Linked DNA regions of Mus musculus: region 1 is linked to region 2. The links are chromatin loops, found by intact Hi-C in ENCODE. Cell type or tissue: heart. All regions are shown on one strand. Links, peaks and the distances in the headings refer to the core of each region. The heading gives the core; the rest is flanking DNA. Region 1 holds the start of Hs3st3b1 (heparan sulfate (glucosamine) 3-O-sulfotransferase 3B1). Region 2 holds the start of Gm30305 (a long non-coding RNA gene).

Region 1 (8,492 bases), core at 2,762-5,261, 790 kb after region 2:
CGCAACAATAGGGCTGTTGAGATGGCCCAGCGGGTAAGAGCACTGACTGCTCTTCCGAAGGTCCTGAGTTCAGATCCTAGCAACTGTATGGTGGCTCAGAACCACCCGTAATGAAATCTGACACCCTCTTCTGGTGCGTCTGAAGTCAGCTACAGTGTACTTATGTATAATAATAAATAAATCTTTGGGTCGGTGCAAGTGAGGACGACTAGAGCGAGTGGAGTTGACCAGAGCCAGCAGAGGTCATAAAAAAATTCAATTCCCAACAACCACATGAAGGCTTACAACCATCTGTACAGCTACAGTAAGTACAGTCACATACATAAAATAAATAAATAAATCTTTAAAAAAATAAAAAAAATGCAAGAGTAAATAGAGCAAGTAGAACAGAATGAATGCAGAGAGCTGCCATTCTGGTGATACGGCCACTGGCTGGAGACATGGCTGGGTAGCTAGGAGCACTGACTGCCCTCAGAGAGGACTCAAGTTCAGGTCCCCATACCCACATGGCAGCTTATACGTGTCTGTAGGGCCAGCTCCATGACACCGTTTTGTGGCCTCTGTTGGACACACTGTACATATACATACAGGCAAATACTCATACTCATAAAATTAAAATAAAATAAACCTTTGAAAAACAGTCCACCGTAATTGAAGATTTGATCCTTTAAACAGAAGAGTTTTATAGGTAGATAGAAGGAAATGAAGGACAGAGCGCCGTGTCAGACATACACCCCTGAGATCACATTTACGTGAGACAAATAATTTGAAAAAAAAAAAAGTTTCTTCTATACTTGAGGGTATGCTCTGTTCCAGTTTTCAGCTACTTCAAAATTCAATGACTTCAAAGCCCAGTGCTCAGAGGGTAAGGATGCTAGCTGCTGGGCATGAGAACCAAGATATGATACCTGGGACCCACATGGAAGAGGGAGAGAACCAATTCCTGAAAGTTGTCCTCAGACTTCCACATGAATGCTACGGCACGTGTGCATACTACCCCTGAATGAATGAATGAATGAATGAATGAATGAATGTAAAGCCTCAAGTTAGTGACTTCAAGTTACGATGATTTGTTTCATCATTAGGTGGTGGAACCATTCGGAAGCAGAGGCACTGGTAGGAGTCTGGTGGGTGTCCTCTTACAGTGGGGCCTCATTGCTTTCTCCTCTGGAGGGAGTGATGCTATATCTCAAGTGGCCAGAGAGATGGGGGAGGGGCCATGAGGCTGAAGCTTCATGGCTCCATCAGCTCCCAAGATCATGCATCTTTAATGACATAGGGTTAGGTACTGATGCTCAGGAAAACACAGAAGCCCCTGTAGTGACATCTGGGGAGAAAAAAAAAAAAAGAAATTATAAAGACGTTAAAAGTTCATGAAGGAGGGCAGTGTCGGAATACTGGTCTTTTAGGGCAGGAACCTGTTCTGTAGGTTCTTAATAATGATGGATTCTTGCCATTATCCACTTGTCAAACCTCACAGAATGTTCTACACTGAGGCCAAAGCCTAATGCAAACTGTGGGTCTTTAGTTAATACCCTATCAATACTGGCCATCAACCGTAACAATAGTGTAGCACTGAAGTTACCTATATACACAAACTGATAGGCCATGGTCACCCATGTCAGGGTAGAGTTGCTATTTAATACTCCCAGCTTTTAAAAATGAAGTGCAGGGCTGGAGAGATGTACCAGCGATTAAAAACACCTGTTGCTTGTTCCCAGCCCCCTCATGGTGGTTCATAACTATTTCTATCCACAGTTCCGGGAGGTCTGTTGCCTTCTTCTGACTTCCGTGGGCACCAGGCACCCACATGGTACATGTACATACATGCGGGCAAAACATTCAAACACATAAAAAATACATGTAGAGAACTGTATTAGACTGTGTACTTAGCAAGTATGGCTGTGTCTGGTTTGGTTCTGAAAGAGACATAATCTATATTTCTTGTACATTTGACTTTTTACTTTTTCAGGAGCTATGTGATTTTCCATCCTTAACAAGTAAAGGTAGTTCGACACAGATGAACTAACAGGTGCGAGGATAGAAACTGTACACAGATATTGCTGTGGAAACCGTATAGGAATAGGCCGGGGTTGCTGGTATGAACCATGCCAGAAATGGTAGGCACAGATGGGTCCCGTGAAGTGTGCAGGTGCCCTGTTCACCCTTCCCCAACTGCAGAAGGGTCAGGAAGCAAGTTTGGGCAGAGGGCAGAAGTGGAATTGAGACATGGGTCCACACCTTTCACCCTTTCCTGACCCCATAGGAGGCTCTGGAGCAGACATGATTTCAGCCAATCAGCAGAGGATGCCCTGTGACAGGACCGCCCTTAAGCCCCGCCCCACTGCTCTCTCTCTATAGGGACTCTGCAATCAGAAAAGGCAGCTGGATGAATAGCTTGCTCTCAGCTGGTTGTTGGGAAAGAGATATCCTTGGGCTAGAAAGTGCTTACTGGGCTCGCTCCAGGGAGCCCGCAGCTTCCTCTACAGTGAAAGCAGGGACAGAAGGCAAGGCGGACCTGTTGGAGAAGCTCAATGCCCTGCCGTCCATGTGGTCTCAGAGATGTTCCAGAAACCCTTGTCTTGTTGTAGAGTGTTAAAGCTCCCCCTCGCACTTTTTTAAATCGGGCACTCAAGAGGCAGAGGCAGGAGGATCTCTGTGAGTTCAAGACCAACCTGGTCTACAGAGTGAGTTCCAGGAGAGCCAGGACTACATACCTAGTGAGGCCATGTCTCAACAAACAAAACAAAACAAACAAAAGCCAAACAAACAAATAAAGAAAGCTTGTTTTAGACAGTGGGGAGCTGGGTGTCCTGTAGACACATAGTAGGGTTGTAGCACAACTTTGTCTCCATAGGAAGTTTCTAGTGGAAAAATTAAATGAGATTAGTTTTTTTTTTTTTTTTTTCAGACTTCTGTCCATCCATTAGTGAAGGGCATCCCCGGGAGAACCGAAGACAGAAGTGGTGGGGACGATGATGATGATGATGATGACGATGATGATGATGGTGTGTGTGTGTTTATATGTGGGGAGGGTCTGCTTCTAAGAGGAAGGGCTGAAGACAAATCTATGGCCTGATCTTCTGCGGCTCAGGAGAGCGACTTGACTTTGACTTTGACCAGTCCCGCAGGCAGGCAGGTAGCAGGGAGGCAGATTATAGAAGCAGTGCAGATCTGCTGGAGCACAGGTCAGTGTCCACACGGGAAGAATCACTCCTTCCAACTGGGAGGCCTGACGAAAGTATAATCACAGAACTCTTTAATCAGCCGGAGAGTCCCAGCTGTGAAGGTCTTCCACCTGAGAAGACCTCCTGGTAGGGCCTGCTGACAACCAAGCTATAGCTAGAGGACATCCTGACAGAAACTGTGACTTCCAGAGCAGGGAAACATCCATCCTGAAAGGCTCAGGAAATTCCTGGGTTCTCTCACTTCCCATGCCTTGCCCAGGTCTCCAGGGTACAGGGTAGGGTGGGCGGGGAGGACCCCGGCCCAGGGTGCTGTTCATGGTGCAGGAAAACTACGGAATCAGCGCATCACTTAACCCTCACGTCATAAATTCAATCTGAGCATCACACTTTTTTTCCCCCCTTATGAAATGAGAACTCGCATCCCTAGCGAGGCTGGCAGCTGAGTCACTCAAAGACCCCAGACTTTATTTACTCAGAATCCAGGCTCAGCTCTCCGTGGGGGCTGATGTTGCCTCTCACAGTGGGACTTGGGGACTGAAGCTTTTCTAGCCTATTGGTCAGCCACTGCCTCCACCCCTACCCCCCACCGCCATCTCCAGGAATTCCTTACCCATCCTCCCCATCCTATGCTTAGCTTCTAGGCTGCGGCGCCTATAGCCTTTTGGGGAAACAGAGAGGACACTGGCGCCTGTGACGTCCAGGAGGCGCCAGCAGCCTTAGGTGCCGAATCTAAGCCAAAGTTGAAGCCTCTCCGCCCCGCTCTGCTGAAACCAGATTGCCGCAGCCAACAGTCCAGCAGTAGCGCAGGTCGGAGCGCTCCCTGGTGGGCGGGCAGGGTACCCGCGGCCGCGCTCACAGCCAGTCCCTCCAGATCCGGCTCGCAGCTGCTCAGTTCCAGGGGCGGCAGAGCTGGCAGCGGGCAATGCAGAGGGTTCCGGTGGCAGGAACTGGGGCTCTGGGCCACCGGTTCAGGCCGCCCAGGAAATGCCTTCTCTGCCGTTCCGCCGGGACAAGCGGGGGATGGGAGGGCGAAGCCATCAGAAAGGAGGCGGGTCAGGCGCAGCTGCTAGGATGGAAGCCGGAGAGCGTGTTCTGCTGGAATCTTAGCTCAGGCCATTCCTTTTTAGAAAGTTTGGAGTCACAACAGGTTGCTAGCTACAGGACCCAGGGAAAGAAGGCAAGGACCACCACTGCCTTGCAGATTAGACTGGGTACTCGCTCTCATTAGGTAACCATGAATAAACGAACCCAAATAAGACATAAACCTCAGGTGTGCTGAAGCTGAATTCTCCCCTTAACATATTTTCCAAAGAGTAAGCATTGTGGATAAGTTTATTGGAGGGCATTTTTTTTTCTTTTTCTGGTTCTGGTGGTAGCACTTGTTGGATACCCAGGAACGATAGATAAAGGTAGGGGGTTCCAGTCAGATTGGCATCAGCTCTGCCCAAGATCGAATCTCAGGCTTCGCATTTGGTGTGTAAGGCCAAGCAAGAAATGGCATCTGCTGAGGTCTGAACGAGGGAAGCTATGGCACAGGAGTAACTCCCAAGTCACTCCAGGATAGCTCCTGGGGAGTTTGAAGGCCAAAGGACCAAAGCGTGCAGTCGCAGCCTGCAACTTGCTCCGAACTGCAAATTCTGACCCCGCCCACCCGCTGACCTTGGACGGCCGAGGCCCTGGCTTGGGGCATAGAGAGAACTCCCCTATTGTTCTCCGCAACCGGACCTAGTAGGCCAGGCTGCGATTTAGCCCTTAGGCGCTCAGCTCAGCGCCACACTTTTGGCAATTTCCGACGCCCACGTCTTTGCTTCCACTCGTTGGCTTCCTCCCTCCACCCCCGGAAAAAGAGACTCCAAATATATCCGGTGGTCTCGATGTGTAATCGCTCACTTAATGGCCTTTGCTAACCCACAGGACAGGGACCATTTCTATTTACACGTAGTCAGGCCTTCAGGGAGCCACGTGGGAACTGCAATTCACCACTTTCAAATCAGCAACTTCCTTCCCATCTAAATAACGAGAACTTGAAAAGGCGCCGGTCGGAGACCCTGATCTTTCCTTCTCGAACTGAAAACAAAAAGCCGGACTAGTGCTCAGAGATGCATTTGTTCCTACATTGACTGATTAACTTTTTTTTTTTTTTAATGAGGACTATTAAATCACTTCGAAGAACCCACATCTCAGCGACGGCGGTGGGGAGGGGTGTGGAAACCCTAGAAATCCTAACAGCTGCAATAAAGGAGAAGAAAGAAAAGTGTCCTCCGACTAAATGATTTCCCTCTCAACCGTTTTGTAGGAAATTGTCTTGGGCTAGACACATAGGGATGTCAAAAGAGTATAGCAAGAGCGCAGAGGTCCGGTGGCGGCCGCTCTGTCATCTTTGGTCACCGCTATGGCTAGGATGCACTTCAAATCCGAGGTGCACAACTCAAACCTACTTTTTTAGCTTGGCTCTACCGTCCGGAAGCCGGACCGTGGAGGAGCAGCAAGAGCTCTGGGCACTTGGGGACATTAATTCCGGGAGGGAGACAGTATGCACTCTGATTACCCCCACACTGTCTCAAATAGTTGAGTAAAGGGAGAAAGGATAAGATCGGTTCCGCTTCGCCCGCCGGTGCCCACCGGGAAGTGCAAGGCGCCTGTGGCCGCAGAGTGAGTCACCTCCTGCGTCCCCGCGGCCTGCACGGGGGTCGGAAGGAATGAAAATTCTGTCCCGGAACCGCACGCAGCCTGGCGTTGGAGGCCTTTCGGTCTTGCGGAAAATGGATTCCAGGCACCGAAAGGCTCTCAAGCCGCCACTTGGGTGAACGTCCCCATCCCGACTTTCCTAACTCCGATCGCCAGCGCAGAAATTTGGCCAGGCATCAGCGCCCGAGCTTCCCTCACCAGAGCTGACAGTTTCTGAGAAGACCCCTTTCCGGGCCGCCCCCCTGGACAAAGGTGCGAAACAAGGAAGCCTCGGAGTGGATTTTCACCATTAAATAAGTGCTAGTCACTACTCCTGAATTTACCCCATATCAACATTCGACTTAAAAAAAAGTTATTGGGGGAAAACGCCTAGGATTCAGTACAGAGTCATAGGTCAGAAACCCAACCAATCTTCTAAGCAGGGGCGGATGCCGGCTTAATTGTTTGTTCAAGAGAAAGAAGTTAGAACATCTATCAAATTAATGATGCCAAGGAACAGATACCCATATAAAACTCCGACATGTGACTTTAAGTTTCAACTAGTGTCTTTAAACTAAACAACCTTCCTTCTCTCTGTTCACCCCCCAGGCCTTTTCAGGAGAGTTTGGAAAGAGTGAGATAGTGTTTACGTCTGTCCCTATTAAGCGCCAGGCACAGGGAGACCATTCTGGACAATATTGAGAGAGCGGGAAAGTTAGTGACTTCCGCCGAGGTTTTCCCTACTTAAACTTCCTAAATCAGGGTCTGTTGGAGGCCCTTCCCTGAGCCCCGATTATGAAACTGGGTTTGCGGGTGGGGCTGGAAACACGTCTGGTCGGCTTTCCCTCTTCCATCCCTGTCTCTTTTCTGCAGCTTTTACACTCAGGAGCCGGATGGCGGGACCCTTGGATGAGGACTGGCATCTTTGTCACATAGGCAACTATAGCCAAGACTGGCCTCAGAAGCGAGTGTGGAAAAGCGCGCGTGTATAAGAGAGCGCCACTCAACCGGGTGGGACCTCTTTCAGCGTTGGGTCACTCCAGCATCCTCACCATCTGCTCCTGTCACCAGCCGATGGCCTCGCCTCCCTGAACCCGCCCCTTGAATTCTGAAGCCAATAGCAACCCCATACTGCTCTACCCCCCTTCGCGAACCCTTTCCACACCCCCACGTTCCGAGAGACGATTGGCTGTTTCGACTTGGGTGAAGCTCCGGCATTTGCATGCTGCTCGCGCCTCCTGGTAGGTAGCGCAGCCCGTCACTCGGAAGGCCGGGACCGCCCACTCCACCTCAGTGCTGGGCTCTCTTCCTGCGCAGTTCTCCGCCGCAGCCTCAGCGGGCAAGCGCCGGGGCTGCTCTCAATCTCCTGGCTGCGAGGAGGCAGCCCCGGCGAGCTGTCGTGCGCCCCGTCCAGAGTTACTGAGTGCGGGGCACAGCGTAACTGACAGCGCGTCTGCTCACAGTTCCCGTCGCCTGGACTTAGCTTTCCAACCCCGGCTTCTCGTGGGCATCATGTCAAGAGCCGTCGCCGCTGCAACCGCCGCCGCCACCCGGGGAAGAGCCGCAGCCTCGGCAGCCGCGCGCGCAGGAGGGCAATAAACCGAATCACTCCGGGCTCAAAGTGGCAGGGGACCGTCGCGGTGCTCTCTGTTCCGGCGGGACTCCTGCCATGTGCTGAGCCATGCCCCTGGCCGCGCCCGCGGGCCGCGTATGGGGCAGCGCCTGAGCGGCGGCCGGTCCTGTCTCGATGTCCCGGGCCGGTTCCTGCCGCAGCCGCCGCCGCCCCCGCCGCCGGTGAGGAGGAAGCTCGCGCTGCTCTTCGCCATGCTTTGCATCTGGCTGTACATGTTTTTGTACTCGTGCGCCGGCTCCTGTACCGCCGCTCCCGGCCTGCTGCTCCTGGGCTCGGGGTCCCGCGCTACTCACGCTCAGCCAGCCCTGGTCACAGCTCCGAATGAGACATCCCCTAAGATGCCCTTCCGGGCACCTCCGGCCAATTCGCTGGCTGCAGGCAAGGATAAGACAGTAGGCGCTGGGAGCCAGGAGGAGCAGAGTCCAGAGGCGCCGGACTCCCCCAGTCCCATCTCCAGCTTCTTCAGCGGCGCTGGGAGCAAGCAGCTGCCGCAGGCCATCATCATCGGGGTGAAGAAGGGCGGCACGCGGGCATTGCTGGAGTTCCTGCGCGTGCACCCCGACGTGCGCGCCGTGGGCGCCGAGCCCCACTTTTTCGACCGCAGCTACCACAAGGGTCTTGCCTGGTACCGGTGAGTTTCCTCTCCAGGGGCCGCTGCGCCGGCCGTGATCCCGACCGTGAGCCCCCACCGGCCGTTGCGCGTCAGGTGGGGAGGGAAGCAGGGGTACAACTTCCGTCAATTTAGGGCGGGCGGGGACCAAAGTGCGACCGCACATTGCTGGTGGACAGTTGGGGAGAAATCAGATGCTCCGGAGTAGGCTGAGACAGCCACCTACAGAAACTTTTAGCTTGGCACCGTTGGCTGGTATGCTGCGCCCTAGAACCATTTAGGTGATCTCTCCACAAAGACACCCACCCGGCAGCTACTGGGAAAGCGCCGGAGGAACCGGTTACCTTTTGGCTGTGGCCGCATCCCACGCGAATAACTCGGAGTGGTTAGGATT
Region 2 (8,492 bases), core at 1,973-4,472:
CTCAACAGTCCTGATTTTCAGATGCAGTAACAATAGTCAAATGGCCCCTGGCAGTGCCAGCCTGCCTACTGGGTTATTCAGAGTATTTCCTCTTGGGTCAAGCTTCATTTTGCTCAACAAAAAGACATTGTGGTCTATGAAGGTGAGAGGCTATCTCCTAAGCTCTGTGCTTTCCCTGGGTCTCTTCAGTGGAATTTTAACATCTAGGATTGAGAGCTGAGAAATACAGAGAAGGCAAAGGAGAACACATATTGTGTGCATGGGAGAAGCACCTCACTTCTAGTCTAAACAGCTATGCCCTCATCATTTCTTCAGAGTTCCTCCACCTTAAATCAGACTCGAGCAATAAATACCAGAACAACGGATAATCTGTTAATAACAGGAGCTTAACAAAAATGAATGTCATCCTAGCTCGATCTGTATGAGGAGATTCTTGACTGGAAATGCTCAACATGACTATAGTTCAATGGATGTCACATCATTGGATGTTGGGATGTATCTAGTTTCCAACTCTGACATTCAGAGGAGGTCAAGGCCCACAGGTATTCCCAGCTCCTCTCCCTCAGCTTCTTCATATGACAGGAGTGATCTCTTAGGTGTGCATCTCACCGGGCGGACTCTGATGCCCTGGCTTTAAGATTCAGGCTTTGAAATTTCTTTTTTTAAAAGATGTCTATAGTTCTTATCATTCTCTAGTTTATTAAAAGTACAGTAAACAAATAAAAGTTGTATTTATGATGAATGACAGGTTTGAAATAGATGGATAGGGAGATGATGGATGGATAGATAGATAGATAGATAGATAACAGATCGATAACAGATCTGTTTTAGTGTTGGTACTTTGAGATTTTGATTCCTATAGCATTCCTGGTGAACATAAACATTAGAAATTCTCAGTGAAAGTCTAGAGGGCTGAACTCAACAGTATATGAAAATAGTCATGTCCCATGACCAAATAAGCTTTATCTCTGTAATGTGAGGATGTTTCAACACAGACAGATTCATAAATGGAACACACAGTGTTAGCAGAATGAAAAATAGAAATCACATTATTATCAAAATTTCTATTAGTAACTAGTTGGAACTGTGTCTCTAAAGCAAATGATAGAAATCCACACACTCTCCCTAACAAAGACACTTTGTGGGGCTGAGATGTAGCCCTAAACCGGGTTCACCCTGAGCCTCCTTCAAATACTTGGTTCCTACATTTCTCAGCCAGAGTTCAGTGTCATCTCTGTTCACAATTACTATTTGCTGACACCCTGGTTGCCTCCCAGAGATGCTCCAAAGTAAGAAAGGACATCTCCTTCTTGCCTTTGTATTCACAGCCACAAAACTCTGGGAATTGTTCTCACTGGCCAGTCTGCATCCCAGCTAAGAGGAAGAGGAGATTCGTGCTGTTAGCTTTGTTTGTTTGTTGTGTGAGATTGAGCAGTCCAGGCTGGCCCTGAACTTTTAACCTCTCTGCCTTCTGAGTCCGGGGATTGCAACTCCTGTGTTCCACCACACTTAGATGGGTTGTGCATCTCTCACTTTAACTGTACTGACTGGAAGGGGCATAAGGCACAGCCAAAGAGGACTAAAGTATATTCCTTGAAAAATATCCATAAGACAGAGACTCCAGGGCTGTGGGTGTCAGCTAGCCTAAGGGAAGGTGGGACAAAGGTCACTTGTCTACAGCTTATGTGTCCGAAGATAGCTCACTTTAATCTAAAATGCTTAAAACAATGTACTCTGTCCTTTAAATGTTGTTACCTCCCAGTCCTGTGGAAATGTTCCAATGCTCTTTCAAATATTCATATTTTCTGAAGAGGCCTAATCCGCAGTTAAGTCTCAAGTGAAATGAAAGGACAATCTAAGACTGAATGAGCAGGCTTATGAGGAAAAATCGTGGCTTTGCCCAATTCACATAAGGGAAACTGCTAAGCATTTAACCCACAACAAAAGGATAATTAGGCGACATCCCTGTCCATTTGATGCAAGGAAAACATTATTTTAGCTAATTAATAATTTCTAAAGCATTTTCTTAATGACACTTTGATGGCAATCTCAAATGGAAACACATCTGTGTACATACAGAGCAATGACTATTGAAATAGTGTGTGCACGCATGCACACACACATCGTAATTACTCTCTGGATTTGTCGCCTGAGGTAACTTGGAAAATAAAGGTCAGATTTAGAAACCATTTATGGTGAGAGCACCACAAGCCCGGGGAAGAGATTTATTCTCCTATTTCTCATCAAAGCTTTTGATCCTAAACAGCATGCCCCCTTCTTTAACATTTGTTTCCACATTTATTTGTGTGCAATATGAAGGTAGGGCTGAGGACAACTTGCCAGGCTCAGTTCTACCTACCCACGATATGGGCTCTAAGGATTGAATTTGGTCTTCAGGGTTGGCAGCAAGCATCCTTGCCCTCTGAGCCATCTCATTGGCCACTAGCCTATACCTTCTTGTGGTCTAAACTTCATAATACCAAATTTCAAGTCAAAATATACTGACTAGACTACAGCTTTGAAGTTATCGTGCACAGTATGGAAGGTAAAATCATTAAGATTTGATTGGGTATTAAATTGTCTCAATTTATCTCCTTTAAGGAACGTGAGAAACACGCGCGTGTTTTTCCCAGAGAGCTCTGCTCATAAGTACGGGTTGATCCAGCCTCTCGACTCCAGGGGCAGCAGCCAGTTACAATCGGCAGTCAGTACTCTCCTCTCCGTGTATCCTCAATCCTTTCTTTCTCTGGAGGCTCCTATACTGCTCTTTCAGAGTCCAGACCAAGGTTAGACCATCCATGGGCTCCAACAGGAACTGATAGGTGCAAATTCTTTGTCAGATCACTAAGAAATGCTGAGGGCACTTAGACCTTTGAATTAACCAGGTAAGATAAAAACATTTTAACCTAGCCCAGGCACACTCATTTTTCCTGGTGTCCAGCCCCAGTTGGGTTCCCCCTTTTTCTTAGTGTCCAGCCTCTGGGCTTTTGCTGAAGCTTCCGGGTTCTCCTCCAGAGGAGTGGTTCCTCAGACAGGCCCACTGCTGACCAGTAGGGGGAGCCCCAATGTAAAGGCATCGTGGGCTGTTCAAGTTTCTCACACACAGGAATTACATAATTTGTGGCATACTAGGAATGAGATAAGTGCCATTAATGTAAGATTATGTTTTTTTCCTAAATGGGTTAAGATGATTTTAAGTTCTCAGTTAAACGACTAAGAATGAACAGACTTCTACCTGACTTAGGAGTTATTGATGGTTGCTAACTGCATTTTAGAACCTTAAGCACTTTCACAGTTCAGAGTGAAGGGGCAAATAGGGAGGCCAGTGTCTGTCGGTGCAGGAGATGTCAGGGCTGCAGTGGGAGGTGAAGGACACCTGACAGAGACCCCTGTAACCTTAAGACAGTGACTTAAGTGTGGGCCCTGGAGAAGCACCAGTTGCAAACGTTCCTTTGATAACAGCTCAGCAGCCTGAAATCACACACAGCAGGGCAAACAAGCTCATTGCTCATGATCTACACAGATCAGGGTTGGAAACAGGGTAGAAGAACATAGGTCTGAACCCAAGGACAGCCAAATGCTGAAGGCCAACTCTCCTGATTGCCCTTCCTACAACTAGCAGTGGATCTCAATTTCAGCAAAGAGAAAATGGATTTCTTTTCTTTCTCTTTTCTTACAGCTGAGAGATTTTTAAATTAGAGTTAACATGCCTCAAACAGAACTTAGAGTGCATCCATGAGGGTGAATAGACCAGAGGAGAGGTTGAATAAAAGAGGGAAGGGAAGGGAAGGGAAGGGAAGGGAAGGGAAGGGAAGGGAAGGGAAGGGAAGGGAAGGGAAGGGAAAGGAGAGAAATTTTCTTACTGGTTTTCTTATCAAAGTTGAAAAGCTCTATGGAACCAGGGTAGCAGTTACAAAATGGTTTGGAGTTGAAGTTAGGGGATTGTCTACAGACAAATGCAGACTGGATATATACACTTTAAACTGTCGAGACAGATGTGGCCTGATGATAGCTTGCCATAGCACACCAAACAATCACTGAAGTAGAAGGCAGCAGAGTCTACCTTAGAGGCAGAACACACGCAAGAGCTCACTGTGTAAAGCGCTGTACCAGAAGGGAAAGGCTGCCAGAGGCAGTGTTGATTGGCTTGGGGAGAATCAGTGGAGACTTTCCAGAAATCATCATTTTTGCCAGCTTGAAGAGTATGTAGGTATTAGGAGAAAAATGTGGCTTGATGGGTGAGAAGGGAAGTTGTCACCCAGGCTGAAGTAACTGCCTGGATAAAGTCTCAAAACCAAAGGGCCGGGGTTGGAGAGATGAGCCAGCAGTTCCAAGCACTCGCTGCTCTTATGGAGAGCCTAGGTTCAGATCCCAGTACCCACGCTGGGGGGCTCACTACTCCTAACTCCAGCTCCAGGGTGCTCAGACGCCCTCTTCTAGCCTCTGCAGGTATGACATCTATGTGCATATACCCATGTGCACACATACACAGACATATACATAAATAAAAATAAAGTGAATCTTCAAATAACAAAAATGGAAAGAAAATGCTACCCATTGTTGTGACAGAAACCATCTCTGTAAAGTTAGAATATCAACAGCAACAACGACAACAACAAAGATTGAGCTGATAAGGCACAAGCAAAGCAGAGAGTGATTTCCAGAAGAGAGGATTGTTTATATGAATCACTTCAGCCATATATAGAAACTGAAAAGGAGGATAAATACAGTGTCACTTCTAAGTAAGGACGATGCCATAAGAAGATAAAGGCTTCTTTATGTGTATTTTTTAATGTGTATTTTTTTTTTTAAAACGGGAGTCCCTAGAGATCATGAGGACAATGAATAGCAGGAGAGGAAGACTAATGAAAAAGATCAGTTAGGAGACCACTACAGGATTCTGGGATGCCAATGTAGTCTAAGCCAGAGAAATGGTCATGAGATGGGTGCAAGTAAGAGATGATTCATCAAGCCATCTGATATGAGTATGTGGGAGAAAGCAAGAATGACAAGCAGGTGACCATGTTGGAACAGTTAAATGCCATTTTCTGAGAAGGAACCTCAGACATAGATCGAATAGCCAGTTGTGCATTGTACATGTTGAATGTAATGTGTTAATGAGTCATTAAATGGACTGGAATGAGGGAGCCAGGTTAGAGATAAGACCCCATGGGAAGTGGTAAAGACAGTAGAGAATTCCATCTGAGGAGATGGCATTGCCTGAGTGTGTACAGGTGAAGGAGAGAATATCACAGGAAGAGTAGAGAAACCTAAGAAGACGCCAGGTAGACTATGGCTGAGGCATGAGGAAGAACTTATCCCATGTCCCTGCAGCAGGGAATCATAAGGGTATATTAAATAGATAGAGCTGTTAGAGTATTATTGAAACAAATAAGTGTCTAAGTTACATACAGAAATCTTTGACCCCTCCTTGAGTACTTTGAAAGGATGTATGGAAGGGCATATTGGAAGCTCATAAGAGAATGACACTTTATTTGACAGCTCAGCCTAAAGATGGGGTGATAGAGGGCCTATAGTTTCATCAAAGAAATGTGCAGTACCCAAAGAAAAAATTTATTAGAAGCTGGGATATTTTAGAGAAAGTGTATAGGCAGTAAAAACGGGCAGAGGTTATCTCTTCTGCATTGAATGAGAATAAGAGGTGTGAAACAAGGTTGTGAAAAAAAACCCACATGAGCTACATTCTGAAAATGCTTTGTAAAATGTGATGCTATGTGGGGAAAATCTAAGTATCCAAGCCAACGGAAGTCAAGGCAGTTTTTCATCAGTGGTAACTTCAGAAACAGGGAGACAGCACTTAGAGAATTCTGAGATGAGAATACAGTGAGATCATAATTTTATACCCAGCTATTGTTTATGAGAAAAGGTGCTCAAAATTTTTGGATATCCTGGAATGCCCATGCCTGTCTTGGAAATTTATTCAGAAAATTCTAGAAAGCAAGAAACAAATCAAACTTAGAACTTCACAACTATATCACAATGACAAACTAAGCACTTGCACACACTTTTCTACTCCTCCACCTTGGAGAAAAACTAGCGGAACGGGAACAGGGTAATATGTCCTTACAGGATAGAAGGTTCTGGAAAAAGAGATTTAATCAGCAGATCAGAATTCTAAAGAATTTTTGGAAAACTATATGGTAGACTGACTTGGCAGTAGAAGGAGAGTAGAGAAAACCACAAACAAATGGAGACATCTGGCTATCGTGAGGGCGTGTGCCTGTGGTTAGAGCTACTGGAGAGACTGCAGTGGAGGATTGCTTGAGCACATAAATTTGATGCCAGCTTGGGCAATATATCAAAACTTACCAGGAAAAAAAGAAGGAATTATGTAAGGAAGAAGGAAGGAAAGAAAAAGAAGGAAACAGAGACAGCTGGGCTTCTGGAATGGGTCACTGCAGAAGACAGCACTGGTCCTCCCTAGAGAGCCCTGGAAAGTCTCCAAGATCACCATCAATGAGGGTTAGAGATATTTGTCGAATGATGTTGGATGAATGAGCAGGCTGTGTAGTAATTAGCAACATAATTAATTGAAGGGTTGCCAGCCCAGCTGGGCTGGTCCTCAATTCTGATACACAGAAAGCTGGCTGTGTTACTTCCTTCTGTATAATGGATGAGATGTGTCCTCTAAATAACATGGTAGTCCTGTCTTCAGGAAAGGAGAAATTAGTGGAAGGGCAGCTTTGTGCCAAGCTCAGTTCTAATGTGACTAGGGAGCCTGGGACTTCTTACATGCCCCTGCCTCATCCAACCTCTTAGAGGCATCTGCAAGAAGAAGTAGCCCTCTGCCCAGGAGGACTGTCAACCTAGGGCAGTGCTTCTCAACCTTCCTAATGCTGTGACCCTTTAATAGTTCCTCAGGTTGTAATGACCCCAACCATAAAAATCATTTCACCGCTACTTCATAACTGTACTGTTATGAATTGTAATATAAATATCTGATATCCAACCCCCCACAGGGGTCGCTAGCCACAGGTTGAGAGCCACTGATCTAGGGAGATGATACCCTGTATGGGTATCCTTCCCCTGGAACCGCTGACCAAAGCAAAGCTTAGTGACTGACAGTGCCCACTCTAGTCCTTTAGAGCTCTAGGGAAAGTGAACCAGCAGTGAGAAGCTCTCCTGTGAGAAAGTGGGAAGGACAGACCCTGAGAGGTTAGCACAGGCCGTGCGGGCAACTATGGCTTCTTCAGTGACGATCAGCAGAGATGTGTCAAAGGATACCAAACATGGAAAGAACACACTTCTTTGAAACTGAATCATTGGATGGACAAGAAGGTCTGAGTAGTAAAGCGACAGAAGCGATAGCATGATTGTTACAGAAGAAATGGTTCCAAAATGAACGATGCAGCCAATGGATTGTAGCTAAGAGATAAACCCATCTGTGGTCTTGTCCTTAGCTTTTCCCCAACTCTTAAGACAGATCCGCCTTTGCTATTTAGAAGTTTTGTTAGAACAGCAGATATACTTGTCATGTTGTATTTCTATGGTTTGTCTTATTTAAAAAAAATTAAAAACAGAGGCAACTTATTTTATGAAACTGAGGTTTCTTTGCCTTCTCCAAACTCCACTCTTTGCTTTGTGGAACTTCTTGGTCTTACTTTGTGGGCATTTGCAATGTCTCCTAACTTTTCTATTCAAATAGTTATGTCTCTCTTTTATTTTCAGATGCATAAAATTATAGGTTTATGTTTATTTTCTTTGGGTTTATTCTGAAAATTTTGAAAACACCACAAAAATTAAGACAGTAATGAATTATTTATTAAAAACTGTTTTCATGTTCTGTAGGTGTGTCACCTGTTACAGATGCTGAACATTGAGTCTGAATGCTATATCTGTAAATTACCTGCTTCCTCCAAGATCACTATTTTTCTCAGAAAAAAAAAGCCACTGACAATTTTTAGCTGATATTTGTGACATTTTCTTGTGATTTTCTAAATAATATGTTAGCATTGCTATTTCCTAGTTTTCGATATTAGTATTATTTATTGATTTGCTGGTCTGTATGACTGAAGCAGAAAAACATAGAGAATAGTTTAGTTACCTAGTATTTCACTTGGTTTGAGCTATAACACTTCTTCTTCTTTCTTCTTCTTCTTCTTCTTCTTCTTCTTCTTCTTCTTCTTCTTCTTCTTCTTCTTCTTCTTCTTCTTCTTCTTCCTCCTCCTCCTCCTCCTCATCCTCCTCCTCCTCCTTGTCCTCCTCCTCCTCCTCCTCCTCCTCGTCCTCCTCCTCGTCCTCCTCCTCGTCCTCCTCCTCCTCCTCCTCCTCCTCCTCCTCCTCCTCCTCCTCCTCCTCCTCCTCCTCCTCCTCCTCCTCCTCCTCCTCTTCTTCTTCTTCTTCTTCTTCTTCTTCTTCTTCTTCTTCTTCTTCTTCTTCCTCCTTCTCCTCCTTCTTCTTTGTCTCCTCTTCCTCCTCTTCATCCTCCTTCTACTTCTGCTTCTTCTTCTAGTAATAATAATAATTATTAT

The links. A loop is a pair of places that touch in the nucleus more often than their neighbours do. Peaks named below come from ENCODE experiments on the same cell type or tissue, not always from the same donor. Only the 100,000 strongest peaks of a DNase experiment are listed, where the experiment ranks them.
Region 1: a loop joins it to region 2, with 12 times the contacts of the local background. A loop is called at or near these places in 19 of 42 quality-filtered maps.

The regions. Positions count from the first base shown.
Region 1 is chr11:63,920,961-63,929,452 of GRCm38, reverse strand. Hs3st3b1 (heparan sulfate (glucosamine) 3-O-sulfotransferase 3B1) reads left to right here and starts at 7,169. Exons shown (of 2, transcript NM_018805.2): 1 at 7,169-8,119. The coding sequence starts at 7,566. In heart, for the core only: a CTCF peak has its summit at 4,011 (motif pointing left); DNase peaks (open chromatin) are centred at 4,152 and 4,892; H3K4me3 peaks cover 1,655 bases; H3K27ac peaks cover 943 bases; H3K27me3 peaks cover 1,609 bases.
Region 2 is chr11:64,713,433-64,721,924 of GRCm38, reverse strand. It overlaps Gm30305 (a long non-coding RNA gene), which reads left to right and starts at 2,667. Exons shown (of 4, transcript XR_879925.1): 1 at 2,667-2,885. In heart, for the core only: no CTCF peak of the experiment used is centred there; a DNase peak (open chromatin) is centred at 3,034; H3K27ac peaks cover 313 bases; H3K27me3 peaks cover 315 bases.